3 separate regions of the Mus musculus genome follow, and regions 1 and 2 are each linked to region 3. The links are chromatin contacts, found by Hi-C or POLR2A ChIA-PET in ENCODE. All regions are on one chromosome and are shown on one strand. Each heading gives the region's core, a stretch centred on a gene start or an enhancer-like site at or near the end of the contact. The rest is flanking DNA. Distances are from core to core; before and after follow the strand shown.

Region 1 (3,550 bases), core at 324-2,823, 35 kb before region 3:
AACTCGGGACCTCTGCAAGAGCAGTCACTGCTCTTAACCACTGAGCCATCTCTCCAGCCCTGCAAACGACTTTGGGACAGTGGGACGGATGTGAGAAAGTCACACTCACTTTCTTGGAAATTGGAGGTGGGATTGGCCACTCTGGTTGCTTTGGGAGTTGTCGTACCATTTATGACCACACAGGGGCAGCAAATCCCATAAAATTGTCTGGTAAACCCCAACCCTTAGGCTAAAGCCCAGGAATAGCTTATAAAGAGGGAGTCTGGCTTGGGTCTAAGAGGTAGAATGCCTGGAGCAGACAAGGAGAAAAGTAAAAAGGAAGGCTTGACTGTGCCTCTGTGCCTTTATTTTTTTTTTTTTTCTTGTCTTACAACTCTTTTTTTTTTTTCCATTTTTTATTAGGAATTTAGCTCATTTACATTTCCAATGCTATACCAAAAGTCCTCCATATCCACCCACCCCCACTCCCCTGCGCACCCACTCCCCCTTTTTGGCCCTGGTGTTCCCCTGCTCTGTGCCTTTATATGAACAGACAAAGGGGCTGCCTTTGGGCAGATGAGCTACCAAAGCTTGAGTTGACTGTGACTCAGTTTTGAGGCCTTCCCCACCTGTCATATACTTAGTTGCTATGTGAAAACAAGAAGAGAGTTTTGAGGGCTTGACCAATAAAAGGCTAGTTGTGACTGGCCAGTGGAGAGGGCAGTGCTTAGGAGATGGATTCTGGGGTCAGACTCCCTGGGTTTAAATGCAGACTCTGCCCGTTACTTCCTACACTGCCACCTTGGGCAGGTTACTTCTTTGCTCCATGCCTCGATGGTTTCTTTGTTTAACCGGTGATTTAGAGCACTGCCTGCAGCGCTGGGGAGGTTAAGCGGGAGGCCATATGTGCAGTGCCTGCACAACGCACACACCTACCTCTGCCCCGTTTCCCCCAAAGCTGGTTGTTAATGTTTGCCGTTGCGAGTAGGAACAGCTTCTTACATTTGCTGTGCTGTCTAGTTTCTAAAGAGCCCCTTCTCGCCTAGTACCCATCATACACGCGGAAGAAAGAAGGTAGGGTAGGGGCTATTGACCCATTTTAAAGATAAAGAAAGCTGAGGTTGGGAGAGACTGAGGGTCAGAGGGCTTCTGACCCTTGTCATACTGTAGAAGTGTGGTAGGGTAGGGATTGGAGTACCTGCCTGCCTCTCGAGGTCCTTTGCTTCCTACCTGGCCCCAGTTAATATGGGATCCTGGCCGGTGGAGTCAGAGACACCTGAGAGTGACAGTCCAGGCTGGCCTTGGAGCTGGTCCAGCAAGTCACTGATTCTCCCTCGGGGAGGATAGGGAGGACTGCACCCAGCCTGGGGATGAGGAGGAGCTGACTCCCTGGGAGCCATAGGCCAGGTGTCAGACCCAGCACCTGCGCTCTCATCTTCCCCGTGAGTCCCAGCACAACCTGGGGAGGGAGTGGGCTGGAATCATGTGAAAGCAGGGGGCTGGTAGCATCGAGAGGCACCCCCAGACTCCATCGTGGGTAAGTGCCACTTCCCAAGATGAGCTTCCTATTGCCATGACAACCAACCGTTCCCAGGGAGTCTGCACCACCACAATCTGTTGAGTTATTTTCTTGCTGGCGGCTGTTTCGGAGCCAACTCCAGTGCCAGGAATGCTTGGATGCAGGAGGGAGGGGCCTCCCCGGCACTCTGACTCTCCACCCGGACTAGGGGACTGGGACCCGGCCAGAGGAATCTATCCAGCCACAGGCCTGTGTGGAAGCTCACGACTGTGCCCTCTCCTTCATCAGCTTGGACAGCGCCTGCCTGCACAGGTGCAGGCGTGTGTTCCCAGGCCCTCCCTCACTCTCCTGGCACCCTCTTTCTCCAGCCCACGAGAAATGCCCGTGAGCACACGCTCCTCCTGTTCCCATCTCTGGGATCAGGGCTAATTACAGTCTATAATTAGGGGAATTACACTCATTAAGGAAAGAGCTGATCATTGACAAAAACTGGGCAGAGGAGGGAGGGCCGCTGGGACAAAGAGCAGGAGTGGGCCAGCTCCCCTAGGCTCTCCTAGGACTCTGCTCCCCCTGCTAGGCCTCCGGCCCTGTTGTGTTCTCCCACTTTTGTCTGGAAGCACAAAGAGGGAACTGGAGTTTTGTGCAAAGGAATTTGCAGCAAGAGAAAAGGTTACTGTGGCATGAAATTATGCCTGCTGCTGAGGAGGATTGATGAGCCATTAGGGAGGCTGGAGGGGCCGCCCAGATGGTCATCCCTGCCAGGGTGGGGACCTACCACTGCTGAGGGCCTGGACAACCTCTGCCCAGCATTAAGGTCCCTGCTGACAGAGGCTGCTCCCCCCAGTTTGGATGGCAAAGCCTTGACAAGATGAAGAGACAGGGTCAGAGCATTCCTAGCTCCAGGATGCCTGCCCCCCCCCCCCCATCAATTCTTCCCCCCTACAGAGCTGCAGAAGTGGTCTATGCCAGCGCAAGACAATGTCTTGATTGTTCTTACCAATTATCCCCCTGTTAGCACGTGCGCGAGGGGGGGTGGGGGGGTCTGAATTAAAGTTAACCTGTGCAAAGGACGGAACAGACTTCCAGCCCAGGGAAGGGGTGGGCAAGAAGGAACCCTATGAGGAAGCTCCAGCTTCGCCTCGCTCCGCATGCATCCTGCAAGCCGAGTAATGCTGGTTTCCGTAGTGGAGGGCATGCTAAGCACCTTTTTGCTTTACTCAAACGGTAACTAACTTTGAAGCATAGATGGTTTAGCCTTCCCAGTAGGAAAGGGAGGGTCAGGCAGCGACTACAGAGGAGCAGAGAAGGAAGAGTGGCGTTTCTAGCCAGCATGGTAGCTGGGGCCTGTAATCCTTACACCCAGGAGGCCGAGGCCCTAGTGCTGTGGTGAGTTTGAGGTCGGCCTGAGCTATGGTGTAAGATAAGGGCTGTGAGATGATTCATCGGTGAAGGTGTCGACTGCCAAGGCTGAGGACCCGAGATCAACCCCTGAACCTACATGGTAAAAAAAGAAAACACTTCATGCCAAGTTGTCCTGGGCCATCGTGTGTGTGTGTGTGTGTGTGTGTGTGTGTGTGTGTGTGTGTGTGTGTTTGTGTGTGTGTGTGTCTGTATGTCTATGTATTTGTGTGGAGGGTATGCCTTTGAAGTATTTGCTAAAGACTACAAATAATATGTGAAGATTGTAAAGATGCCGGCTTATTCTGAACTGTGGTGTGTGGACAGCCTGTCTTATTTTTGTACTTTTCTATAGTTTTAAATGCTTTCAAAATGAATAAAAATTGTGGTGAAGTTGGACACTTGACTGTATTTATAGCAATATTACAGTAGATTAATTGCCAATCAAATTTTTTTCCTTGTTTTTTTTTTTGGTCTTTTTGGTCTTTTTGTTATTTTGTCTTTTTTTTTTTTTTTTCCAGAGCTGAGGACCGAACCCAGGTTCTTGCGCTTGCTAGGCAAGCGCTCTACCACTGAGCTAAATCCCAACCCCCAATCAAATATGCTTGCTTTTGCTTTTTTTTTTTTTTTTTTTTTTTGAGACAGAGTCTCACT
Region 2 (3,174 bases), core at 581-3,080, 37 kb after region 3:
AATCAGAATCACGACTATAAGTTCTCTCATTGTCACTATAGCATTGTAGTGAGAGGGAAGTGTCCCCGGGCTGGGCTTGTGACTCAGGTAACAGAGTTTCAGCCTAACATTCATTGGTAAAGCCCTGGGTTTGGTCCTCAGCACCATATTAAACCAACATGATGGTACGGGTCTATTTTCCCAGGAGGTAGGGGCAGAAAAATCAGAAGTTCAAGGTCACCTGTGGAGGCAAAGCAGGTTGGAGGCCAGTTAAGCGATACATGAGACCCTGTATCCAAAAAAAACGAAAGAAAATACTAACAAGAAGTAAGTTTTGGAGCAGATAGACCTGGGTTCACATCTTAGCCTCTTGGCACACCTAGAATGGGTCCTTGGGCAGATCCTGCCATCTTTGTCTGTTTAGTGGTGTGTTTATGATTATAAACAACCAACCTCAAAAGTTAGTGTCTAAAAACAAGCATTTTATTTTACTTCATAAAACTGGGGAATGCTGACACAGCTTGGCTGTTGGGTCACGTGCCATGGACTGGGTCAGGTCATGGGTGGTTAGTTTGTCTGGACACAAGGTCCAAAATGGCTTCTCTTCCTATGTGTGACTTTTCTCATCTCTCTCTCTCACAGAGTGGCTGGACTTCTAACATGTTGGTTCAGGGTCTAAGAACGAGTGCTTCAACACAAGAAGATGTCCAAAGGCTTGGGTCAGAAAGAGGGTAGCAGTCACTGTATTCTATTGGGCAAGCATGTAATGGGAAAACCGACAGAGAACTTGAGGCTATCTCTAATCTGCTCAAAAAAAATGAGGATAAAAATACACACACACACATACAAAAAAAAAAAAAAATCCTGAGAATTTAATGAGATAATGTATTCCGAGGCAGATTTACCAGGAAGCTAATAAAACTTCAACCATGGGGCTCTCTAATTGAGCGGTCTCTTCGAAGTCCTGCCATCTAGTTTTGCATGACTAATTTTTTCTTTTTTTTTTTTTTTTCTCTTTTATTTTTAGTGCTGGGTGCTAAACCCAGGACCCCGAACATGCCAAACACAAAAGTCTACCGCTGAGCTAAGCCTCCAGGCCCCTTTCCCCTTTTATCTTAAAATGGACCCCCAAAGTGTATAAGAATCAGGACCTGCCAACCCTGGCTCTGTCCCCAGTGCCTGTAACAATCCCCATTGAGCCTGCTGCCTGGCACAGAAGGCTTCTCTGCACATGGCCCCTGTGTGTGCTGGCTGGTGCCTGGTTCCCCGTGTGCCTGAGGACAAGGTTCTTCCTCGCACTGTCCTTTCCTGGATTTTTTTTTTTCCTCTTCAGGATCATTTATTGTCCTTTTTTCAACATGAAAGTAAAACACACTGAGAATGATTTCATAATCACAAAACTGCCCTCCCAGTTGGCCCCTGCATCTACCCCCTGACCTCGCCACCCACCAGGGAGGAGGGCCATACCCTGGGCATCCTGCCAAGTTCTTGGCTGGCCGGGTAGCTCTCTGGAGGAAATCAAGCTGCAGAGAGGGAAGCCAGCAGGGGGAGGCAGCATTCCCGGGGCCCAGCTTGGTCTGGGAGGCATTGAAATTCCGGGCAAAGTCCTGAGACAAAGATCATAATGAGACAGGAAGGTGGCATGGGAAGGCGCCATTTGCATGACAATAATTGAGCCAAGAATAGCAAACTGGAGGGATGCAAGGGTGAGGCTAGCAGCTGAGCTGGGCGAAACCTCACAAATCAGTCCACCCAGCTCTGCTCTGCAGGGGGAGGCGGAGGCTGAGCCCTGTGCCAGGCTTTTTGGGGAGGGAAAGAAAGACAAGGACATGAGCCCCAAGGGATTGTGGGAACTCTAGTTTAGCTGGACTTTGCCTCCCTCCTCCCCCTGTAGCCTGGAGGTGCCTTTGTTTGCCTTCTCTTCAGTGGGCTTTGTGGCATCATGGCTGCTCAGACAGATTTCTGGGATGCTATTGTGATTGGAGCAGGCATCCAGGGCTGCTTTACCGCGTACCACCTGGCCAAACACTCCAAGAGCGTCCTCCTGCTGGAGCAGGTACACTGTGCCTTCTGCCCTTCTGCTATATAAGACTGTCCCCTCTTCTTTCCTCTCCTAGGGAGGGCTTTCCAGAATTTTTGGGCTATAAGTGAAGCCAAACGGTCAGACATCAGGAATTCTGTGCACTTCGTAGCTTCGTAGCCACTTCACGTGGATCTTGACAATGCAAAGAAAATTCCCACCCTTAAGTCCACGTGAGGTTTCTTGGTATACTCTTTTAAGTCTCTTAGTTCTTGCCCCGGATCAAGAAGTGTCCCACTTCTTTTCATTCTTGCAACCCTGTCTTGTCTTTGCCCACATGGTTGATACAACCAGAAAAAGAATCAATTCTGCTCTGGGTAACCTTAAATAAAGACAGTTTTGCCTAGAGGCAAAGGCTGATGTACCAGCTTTGGAGAAAGCTGCGTTTTCTCAGCTGCTCCTTCCAGAACCTAGCAGGAGCTGCTGTTGAATTCTTCCACCTTTGGGTAACAGCGACCTCCTCACTTGATGCCCGGGAACTAAGACACAGGTCGTCTTTCCTTAAAGGAAAAGTGATCACATGACTGCTTCAAATGAGGGTGGCACTGGGACCCTGCAGGGCCCCTCAGGGGTGGGGCCTATGCAATCTGTCAAGTTGAGTTTTCTACCCCTGTGGCTTCTTCCTTTCCATTCTGCCTTGCAGCTCTCTGAGCAGGTTACCACATCCTGGGAATTGTCTTCAGTTCCTCTGTTTTCCCAAAGCCCAAGGGATTTCTGTTACAACCTGCAGGAAAACCTCCATTTTGCTTCACCCCGCACCCCCCTAATCCTAAGATTGCTCCCTTATCCTGGGTACCTGAAGGCTCAGTGAGATGACATCCTTTTCCTGATCCGGAAAACCATGGGGCTCGATTTGCATAATCTGGAAGGTTTTCTGACTCTGCTTTTCTAGGCATCTAAGCAGGGTGTGAATTCAGTGGGATAATAGAAGGTTATTAACAAATGGATGGGTGGCTGCCAGGGCTATTTACAAAAGGAAAAATTTAGTCAGTGCTGAGGTACTATTGCTAACCAGAATGCCTGGCCAATCAGTGGGCCTCAAGGAGACCTGGAAGTATGGAAATATTTGAAAATATCTAGGCCTGGCGATGAGCACCTGAAAATCCCAGTTGCTC
Region 3 (3,235 bases), core at 628-3,127:
GTCACCCAACACTCAGAGCTCCTGAACTGCAGACATCCTGAGACCTGAGGAATCCAGATCACACACTCAGATAAGAACTTCCATTGCTAGGAAACAGACACAGACTGTTCCAGGAAAGGAGCTAGGATGTGGCCATACCCCACTCAGGTCCCGAATGCAGAGAGATATCCTTAGATTTCTGGCCCAGAAGATGGGTTTCTCTTCATCCCTTCTTATCCCTGGAGTGGGCTTCTTTTTCCTCCCAGCAAGGTGAACATATAATTCCAAGTTTTCCTAGTCTTAGGAGGAGCCAGTGTGGGCAGCCAGGTGGGCTGGGCAAAGATGTGGTCTACTTGTGGGTAGAGCTAGAGATTCAAAGATGTTCTCCCTCTCCATCCCCCGGGACGGGAAAAGAGCGGCTTGGTACTAGCCCAGCCCCGAGCAGCCCTGGTCTGGCTGTTCTGACCTCCAAACTCTCCGGCCTTCGAGGATGGAGCCCGAAGGTTACAAATCTCCCTCCCTCCCTCCTTGACAGCAGACGCTAGGAACCATAACCATATGGCGAGGGACTTTGAGTCCCAAGTCAAAAGTGCAGTTTCGCGGACCCCAGCAGGCGATTAGTAAAAGCGGAGAATGACCTAAGCATTTGAAGACTCCCGAGACCACTTGCTTCAGACCCTTCCTGCTTCCCATTCATCTTTCCTCCAAACTCCCTTGGTGCTAACTCCGAGGCCAAGCGTTTCTTGACCGAGATCAATGAAGTTAGGACTTGACTCGGCGTCCGGGGCTGGGACAAACGGTGAGTTCCGCTAACTAGTCTGCGGCTCCGAGGTCGATAGAACCCGGCAGGAAGGCAGAGCCGAAGAGAAGCAGCGCTCCGTGCATGTGCGTGTGTGCATGTGTGTGTCTGTGTGCAAGAAAAGAATTTCAGGGAGGGCAGCCAGTCCCAGGACCTCAGTTGCTGCAACCCAGAGAAGAGCGAGGGGCTGGGCAGTGGGCTCTCAGGGTCCCCGGATATGTTTCCCCAGAATTGTGTTCTAGGTTCCAATCCTGACTTGACAGCGTCAAGGCAGAGGTAGGTGAGAGATGTCCCAGTCCCGGGTCCGGCCACCACCCGACCCAGTTCCTCTGCAGTGAGGATACGAGGGACCCAGAATAAGCGGCAAAGTCGAGCGAAGTTTGGAGACCAGCGGGGTAGGCAGAACGGCGGGCTGGTAGCTGGGCTGTCCGGACTCTGCACCCGCGACCTGCCGCCCCCCCCGCAACGCGCCCGGGCGCCCCTAGACGCCTGGAGTGGAGCGAGGGAGCGCGCGGGAGAGCGCGTGTGTGCGGGGAGGGGGTGGCGTGATGAATTGCAGCAGAGAAATCCCATTAGATCCGGGGAGATGATTAAAGGCGAGGTCTCGGCCGGGCGCGAATGGCGGGAGCCGCGGCGGCTTCCCGCCCGTAGAGCCCGCGCCCCGCCCGGCTGGGTCGGCGCCGGGGACAGCGCAGCCGGCGGGACGTGGTGCTTGGGAGGAACAACAGGACGCACGGAGCAAGGCGCCGGGATGGTCTTGCTTTCCTACCCCTGGGAGTCCGCGCCCGCCCCCGTCCTGTGGCCGGACGCCCGGGTCCCTTACCGTGAGCCAGGAGCGCCAGCAGCGAGGGCAGGAGCAGCAGGGCTGCTGGGCGCATGGTGCTGCTTGCGGCCGCGCCCCGGGTCGGGGCCGCGGTAGGGGAACTGGGGACTGGGAGAGGCGTGGGCGCGGGGGGCAGAGCCGGTCCCGGGGAGAGCAGCGGGGCCGCCGCCGCCGCCGCCAGCGCCTGACAGAATCAGCACCACGGCCAGCGCCTGGCGTCGGCGCCCGGGATCGCCGCGCGGGGCTGGGGGCGGGGGCGCAGGAGGAGCGGCTTACCGTAAAGTCTCAAGCAAAGGCGCAGAAGACCCAGCGGCAAGAGAACAGGCTTTCGAGCCCTGGGGAAAGGACTGCCCTGCTAATGTGGCACACAGCCCCCGCCTTCCCGAGCTGCCCACGCCCAGCCAAGCTTGCCACCCTCTCCCGGGTTTGTAGCTTACCAAGGTGTCAGGTTCTAATCGGATTCTCCATTAAAGAGAACACCCCCTCCTCACCTCTCTCTCCACCCCACCTTGGTACCTGACAGCTACAAGGGTGATCTGGAAAGATGCACATCAGTGAGGCAGCTGGTGAGGCCCGCCTGCCCTTGTGGCAGCTCCATCCTGGGCCGATAATGAAGACGGCTTTTGAACGTACAAAGGACAATAAATTATTACTTTGCGCTCAATAAATGCCAGGGCTCCAGGCAGCTGCATCAGCAGCAAACTGTGCTCACAGAAAAGCTTAATTATCCTGATATTATAGTTAAAAGCCAGTGGCACTTGTGTCCTGGGGAGACATTCTCCACTTGGTAGGGGGCAACCTGGGTCAAGCTGTGGGGTGCTGAAGGCAGCACCCTGGGTCCCCATGTAGCCATGGGGTTCCAGACCTTGCTTCCTCTATTTCCTCTGTAGAACAAGAATAGCCACAGGAACACAGATCTTTTATGCCAATACCAGCTTCGGTCTTGGAACTGACGAAGAAAATGGGATAAGCATGAATATCAGGGGTCTTTATGACTGTTTTAGTTTTAAATTTTCATTTTTTTTTTTACCAGGACCTGGCACATGATTCCATACTTGATAGATAGGGAGGGGCTCTACCACTGAGCTACACCTTCAACCCACCAGGTGTAGCTGATTGTTTCAGATGGAGGAAAACTTGAAGAAGGGGCAGTAACCCCAGAGTAGTTGGAATAGTCAATAGCACAGAAAAATAAGATCCCATGACTTTGTGACCTGAGGAACCCCAGTAAGCCATGGGCCAATAACAGGCTAGCCATAGCTGTGCAGAACTAGAGGCTATTATTCAGACCCAAGGGACATGGTTAGGCTTGTTACTGAATTTCAGTGGACTCAACAGGACACAACCACGTGGCTGATGTTAATATCTGTAGAGGAAGAAGGAGGCCCTCAAAGGGCAGCTTAATGTTGAGTTCTTTCCATGTGAACGTGGGTCAAACCCCAACAATTTGTCCACAGCACTTCCCCCATCTCATCCTGGAAGCAAGTGACTTCTGCCCTAAGTTTCATTCCTAGGAGAGTCTTTCGGTCCTTACAGTCTTCCAGCTTTGCTCCTTTGATGCTCTGTAGATCCTTTTGTGGGCTCTGGGGAGCCATCTTGCTTGCTGTAAAGAATCCCAGGCAGCAGGTGGCATG

The links. Hi-C counts contacts between places; a loop is a spot of excess contacts on that map. ChIA-PET counts read pairs that join two places held with the same protein, here RNA polymerase II (POLR2A).
Region 1: a loop to region 3 is called in a map of left cerebral cortex, with 3 times the contacts of the local background. The contact joins the enhancer-like site here to the promoter of Sez6 in region 3. A Hi-C loop is called at or near these places in 3 of 37 maps with a recorded cell type or tissue (left cerebral cortex and mouse trophoblast stem cell). POLR2A ChIA-PET finds 5 or more read pairs at or near these places in 1 of 5 experiments (embryonic stem cell).
Region 2: a map of left cerebral cortex shows a loop between it and region 3 (2.5-fold over the local background). The contact joins the promoter of Pipox here to the promoter of Sez6 in region 3. A Hi-C loop is called at or near these places in 5 of 37 maps with a recorded cell type or tissue (adrenal gland and left cerebral cortex). POLR2A ChIA-PET finds 5 or more read pairs at or near these places in 4 of 5 experiments (Patski and embryonic stem cell).

What each region holds. Positions count from the first base shown.
Region 1 is chr11:77,963,956-77,967,505 of GRCm38, reverse strand. All of the region lies in intron 4 of Sez6 (seizure related gene 6), which reads right to left. Among named protein-coding and RNA genes, the nearest start is that of Phf12, 17 kb to the left of the region's middle. Within about 2 kb of position 1,573, at least 1 of the 3 ENCODE cell types and tissues checked has a DNase peak (open chromatin) inside an H3K27ac peak, as active enhancers do; it is left cerebral cortex, where a contact is called at or near this core.
Region 2 is chr11:77,892,528-77,895,701 of GRCm38, reverse strand. It overlaps Pipox (pipecolic acid oxidase), which reads left to right and starts at 1,830. Exons shown (of 8, transcript NM_008952.2): 1 at 1,830-2,035. The coding sequence starts at 1,922.
Region 3 is chr11:77,929,481-77,932,715 of GRCm38, reverse strand. It overlaps Sez6 (seizure related gene 6), which reads right to left and starts at 1,877. Exons shown (of 17, transcript NM_021286.4): 1 at 1,602-1,877. The coding sequence starts at 1,656.